2 separate regions of the Homo sapiens genome follow, and region 1 is linked to region 2. A link is a loop called in an ENCODE intact Hi-C map of the cell type or tissue named here. Cell type or tissue: gastrocnemius medialis. All regions are shown on one strand. Links, peaks and the distances in the headings refer to the core of each region. The heading gives the core; the rest is flanking DNA.

Region 1 (2,923 bases), core at 154-2,653, 91 kb before region 2:
TTTCTCTCTGATCTCTGCCATGTGAGGATACGAGAAAACATCTGTTTGCAAATCAAGAAGAGTGCCTCATCAAATACTAAGATACTAGATCTGCTGGCACCTAGATTTTGGACTTGCCAGCCTCCAGAACTGTGAGGAATAAATGTTTGTTGTTGAAGTCATCGAGTCTGTGGTAATTTGTTATAGCAGCCCAAAACCTTATATGATCTGACCCCACACTATCTCACTGGGCTCCTCTCCCATCACTCTCCCCTTTGCTTACTCTGCGCCCCTTCAACCCTGCAATGATCCCCTAGCTGCCTTAAATGTGTCAAACTTCAGGCCTTCACACTTGCTGTTTCCTCTGATTCAAGTGCCACAAGCCTTGCTCTCTCATTGTCAAGTCTCTGCTCAAATGACAACTTATTAGAGATGTCTTCCCTGACCTCACAGCCCTCTGCTCACCCCACACTCCCTTCCCCTGCTTCATTTTCTCCAAAGCCCTTATCCGTCTCTGATATATCGTATACTTACTAGTTTAGTTGTTTATTGCCTGTCTTTATGCACTAGAATATGAGCTTAATGAAGACTGTTTTGTTCATTGTCTATCCTGTACACTTGGAGCAATGCATGCATATAATAGGTAATCAGTTAATATTTGTTGAATGAATGAATGAATGCATGGATAATCTCTAATGACTTCCAATTCTTCAACTGTGTGATTTATTAAAGCAGGAACTTAAAATATCTTGGACAAACGCAGATAAAATTTACCTGAAAATCAGTAAGTGACTAACGTGTGAATCCTTGTTATTACCTTTCTCATTAGAAACCAATGATATTGACTGTGTTCGGAAAAGCCAGTCATGTCTTCATCCTTTTCTGATTAAAATATATTGTTTTATTATTATTATTATTTGAGACAGGGTCTTGCTGTGTCACTCAGGCTGGAGTTCAGTGGCACAATCATGGCTTACTGTAACCTCAGCCTCCTGGGTTCAAACTATCCTCCTGCTTCAGTCTCCCAAGTGGCTGGGACTATAGGTGTGCACCACCATGCCTGGTTAATTTTTAAATTTTTTTGTAGAAATGAGGGACCGGGTGGGTGGGTCTGGCTATGTTGCCTGGGCTGGTCTCAAACTTCTGGGCTCAAGTGATCCTCCCGCCTCAGCCTCTCAAAATGTTGGGATTACAGGTGGGAGCTGCGATGTTTGGCCTATTGTTTAAAAAAACTGTTAGATTAGCCACTAGAGGGAGCTCATGCTTTTCTTGTTAACGGGAAAATTACATGATTTGACATGCCCACAAACTAAACAGAAATCTCATAAAGAATTATAGTCCTTAAAGCTAATTTAATTTTTTATTGCATTTTCTTTCTTCTTTCTTTCTTTCTTTTTTTAGACGGAGTCTCACTCTGTTGCCACGCTGGAATGCAGTGGCACGATCTCGGCTCACTGCAACCTCCGACTCTCTGGTTCAAGCGATTCTCCTGCCTCAGCCTCCTGAATAGCTAGGATTACAGGCATGCGCCACCACGCCCAGCTAATTTTTCTAGTTTTAGTAGAGACGGGGTTTCACCATGTTGGCCAGGATGGTCTCGATCTCCTGACCTCGTGATCCGTCCGCCTTGGCCTCCCCAAGTGCTGAGATTACAGGCGTGAGCCACCGCACCCGGCCTTTTATTGTACTTTCTTCCTCCTCTCTCTCTTTTACAGCTTTGTTATGAGTTTTCCCCACAAGCCCATGTATTTCTTTGCTCCTGTGGGCAGCGAAAACTTTTGGCCTTGCCTCTGGACAAATCTATCAGGGCTGATAGATTTTGTCATTGGTACAGGCCCTCGCTTCTCATCCACCTCCACTGCCTCTCTTTTTGCTGATCCAAGGTCCCCAACATTCTCCCTAGCTGGCAGAGATCATCCCTGTTTCCCCATTATTCAGAGAAATTTAGCTTAGTTTTGCTTTAACTTCCATACCATCAAAAGTCCTAGGCCCATCTCTCCCTAATCAAAGGCTCCATACAAAAGAGACATCTGCCCTGAGGTAAATTCTGAGGCTTTCAGTATTGCAGAAGTGATTGCTGGCATTTCTTTTTCTAAGCAACACATTTTTTCCCTCTCTGTTATATAGTTTATTTTGACATGTATCCTCTTACCTAATAGATTGTGATTTTTAGTTCTTCATTCCAGAGGAAATGCAGGTTGTCTACTCCAATGGTTAAAGAAAGCTGGTGGTAGATGGCTGTACCTACTTGGTCCTATACTCTACCAGAAGGCAGAGGCCAAGATTTAGTTTTCTGGAGATGGAGATACCAGCAAGTCCTTCCTTCTTTTTTTCTTTGAGCAAAACAAATTCTTTATTAAAACAGTTGACTTGAAACAGTATATTATATCTAAAGGAAGAGTTTTTTTTTAATCTGTATAGCAGACTTTTAAAGAAAGCAACTAGTTATGTATAACTTGACACCTTTCCCTCTAATCTTTTGTCAGTTTGCCCCAGTTCATAATCTTATTAATGGACTTAGATTAGACTGTTCCTTTGTGATTTATTCATCTCCTTAAAATGTAGGGTCCAAAGTTGAAAGTTCCCTCCTGAGAACTTTAAACCAATGTGGGTATCAAAATGCCTCAAGTGACTTCTTGGCTTGTGATGACTTGGGAGCTAATTCCACTCCCTATTAAGAAGTGTTGCCTGTTTTTCTTTCTCATTTAATTTCATCTCCTGTCTATATAGGCCAAAAACGAGACAGTACCTAAAGTATCTGTGATTGTAGTCTCTCTTTATCTTCCTTTCCAATAAGAAGGCAACTTTCCAGTTTCCCCGTAAGGATAAAACAACTACAGATAGCTTCCTCCCAGTTAACTGACCTAGAGATCGCTAGCATTTATTTATTTATTTATTTATTTAATTTATTTTGAGACAGAGTCTCACTCTGTTGCCCAGGCTG
Region 2 (2,923 bases), core at 315-2,814:
ATGCCTGTAATCCCAGCGCTTTGGGAGGCCGAGGCGGGCAGATCACCTGAGGTCAGGAGTTCGAGACCAGATTGGCCAACATGGTGAAATACCATCTCTACTAAAAATACAAAAATTAGCCAGGCGTGGTGCCACGTGCCTGTAATCACAGCTACTTAGGAGGCTGAGACAGGAGAATTGCTTGAACCCAGGAAGAGGAGGTTGCAGTGAGCTGAGACTGCACAACTGCACTCCAGCCTGGTCAACAAGAGTCCCCCCCCCCGCTCCCTCCCCGCAGAAAAACAGAACTACCATATGACCCAGTAATCCCTTTCTTGGGTATATACCCCAAAGAGTTGAAATCACCGCCTCATAAAGATATCTGCACTCTCATGTTCACTGCAGCATTATTCACGGTAACCAAGATATAGAAACAACCTAAATGTCCACCAGCAGACAAGGGGGTAAGGAAAATGAGGTATATATACAATAGGATATTATTCAGCCTTAAAAAAAGAGAGAGATTCTGCCATTTGCCACAACATGGATGGACCTGGAGGACATTAGGCTAAGTGAAATAAGCCAGACACAGAAAGCTATTGCATGATCTCAGTTATATGTGGAATATATATGAGATCAAAAACGAGAGAATGAAACAGTAGTTACCACAGGTGTGGGGAGAGGAACTGAAGAGATGTAGATCAAAGGATACCAAATAGCAGACAGGTAGGATGAACAGATTTGGAGATCTAATGTGTAACATGAGGACTAAAGTCAGTAAAATTGTATTTTACTTAAATAAGGATTTTAGCTCTCTTGCTACATATACAAAAATATGTGAGATGATAGCTATGTTAATTTGCTTCACTATAGTAACCATTTTACTATCCATATGTATTTCATGGTTTCATGTAAACCTTAAATATACACAATAAAATTCAGTTTTTAAAAAAGGAAAGGTGCTCATTCTCACCAACCATACATTGGACCTGACCCAAAACCAAGCCAGCTGGGGCCAGTTTAGACGAGCTCATGGGAACTGATCGTGGGTATGCATGTCTTCTTTCCTGCTCCCCCTATGTGACAGTAGCCTGAAATTGGCCATAGTTTAGAGTTATACCATGGAAATCAGAAAACACTGCAAACCAGGGTCTCCCTCCCTCCCTACACCAATCTTGTGAAACTTTATCAGCATAGCACAGCCAAAAACCCGGCTGCAGCTGGGCTGACAGAAATGGTACCGCTTTTGGTGTTTTTGATGCCTTTGGCCAGATGCCGTTTGTGGAACCGTTAGTTATATCAAAGCCCTGGCTGCAGTGGCTACAAGCTAAATGTAGCACAGGGGTCTGGTTGATGGGCTGAGGTGGGCAATGGAGCCCACAGACTCCATGTTTGTGAGTGGGATTATGAAAGAACCAAAGAGGTTCTATTGGATTGATTCTGAAAATGCCAGAGTTCAGACCCGCGTGGAGAAGTGCGGGTCATTGTGGAGGCGCACGTGTACCATGTGTTTAGGGAGCTATGACAGTCAGCCATTGTACTCGAGTGTGTTGATTTAACCCTGGGCTGGAGTCCTCTGCCGCCATCTAGAGATGGAAAGTCAGGATCAAAAACTCCCTGGAGTAACCTTTAAAGACAGGCAGTTTGAAACAGTGTGAAGAACAATGGCCAAGTGTTTTAAGAGCCCTAGCTAAGGAGAATGTAGTGAGAATCTTGTTCCATTGTGACTGGATATAACTGAGCCTTTGGATTAAAAAAAGACAATGTTTCTAAAAGGGGTAAAAAAAATTTTTACTGCGTTACGTTTAGTGTGCTAAACATAGTCCCACAATGTTTTAAACTTGCCTGTGATTTCCAAGATAAATATATATTGTGAGTTTTTCAAAAACTAGTTAGCTGAAAACTTTGTTCGTTAGGAAGCAGAGAGAATATCAACATCTCTTTAGATAATATAGTTCCTGGTGGTCATAGACATTAATCTTGGTATTAATCCAAGCTGATGTGAGTGAAAAGGAGTAACAGAAACCTTTCTCCTTCCTCAATAGAAAATTAGCCCAGGTTAACTAACTTTTATGCTATTTTTCTAGAAAATGCGATAAAGTTGAAATGTTAGCTGTATAATCAAGCTACATCCATTATCATTAAAAATTACTCCATTGGGGCTGGGTGCAGTGGTGTGTGCCTGTAGACCCAACTACTGGGGAGGCTGAGGCAAGAGGATCCCTTGACCCGAGGGATTCAGGTGCAGCCTGGGCAACATAATGAGACACCCATCTCTTAAAAAAATTACTCCATTGGAAAATTATACCTCAATTGGGAGGACGGTGAATGAATTATAAATACCTGGTGGGAAGCCATGGCTTTGGGGCTCCCTGCACCCTACAGGGCAAATATACTAGGTTTATAGGAAGAAAATTTATATGCAGAGAAATAGTAGAGCACATATCATCCCCTGAACTCTCTTTTTTTTTTTTTACTGAACAGAGTAGGCAGAGATTATCTGGCATTTTGGTCAATGTTTCCATAGAGAGAGGCGTGCCTGTATAATGCTCTACATAATTTATAGAGTAAGAGGGCCAGGGAATATTGTTCCCTGGCTGGAAAGTAGCCTTGATAGAAAGGAGGAGCCTGTAGACTCCAGTGGCTAGTAGTATTATTTTGTAGAGTTTACTGAGACCTGTTGAGCCAGCTCTCTGCTAAGCCATCAAAAGGGGGAAAGAAGGTGAGCCTACAGGACTATCCAGATTTATTTGTTATAAATCTACCCCAGCCCTTGTGTGCTTATTAAATGTTAAGTATCTCCATTGGTTCTGATTGGCACCTTTCTTTAGCATTTCCTGGGAGTAGCAAAGTTTCTGTACTGTTGTCTGGGATTGTCTAAGATTGAGACATCAATAAGATCCATGTCTCTAGGCCTAATAGGAAGTGACATATCCAACACCAT

Evidence for each region. Hi-C counts contacts between places; a loop is a spot of excess contacts. Peaks named below come from ENCODE experiments on the same cell type or tissue, not always from the same donor. Only the 100,000 strongest peaks of a DNase experiment are listed, where the experiment ranks them.
Region 1: a loop joins it to region 2, with 9 times the contacts of the local background. A loop is called at or near these places in 36 of 110 quality-filtered maps.

Annotation. Positions count from the first base shown.
Region 1 is chr4:75,994,726-75,997,648 of GRCh38, forward strand. SDAD1-AS1 (SDAD1 antisense RNA 1) reads left to right here. Exons shown (of 3, transcript NR_125906.1): 2 at 1,381-2,019. Among named protein-coding and RNA genes, the nearest start is that of SDAD1, 5.2 kb to the left of the region's middle. In gastrocnemius medialis, for the core only: a CTCF peak has its summit at 1,246 (motif pointing right); no DNase peak of the experiment used is centred there.
Region 2 is chr4:76,085,808-76,088,730 of GRCh38, forward strand. All of the region lies in intron 3 of ART3 (ADP-ribosyltransferase 3 (inactive)), which reads left to right. Among named protein-coding and RNA genes, the nearest start is that of ART3, 13 kb to the left of the region's middle. In gastrocnemius medialis, for the core only: a CTCF peak has its summit at 1,567 (motif pointing left); a DNase peak (open chromatin) is centred at 1,524; H3K4me3 peaks cover 478 bases; H3K27ac peaks cover 2,500 bases.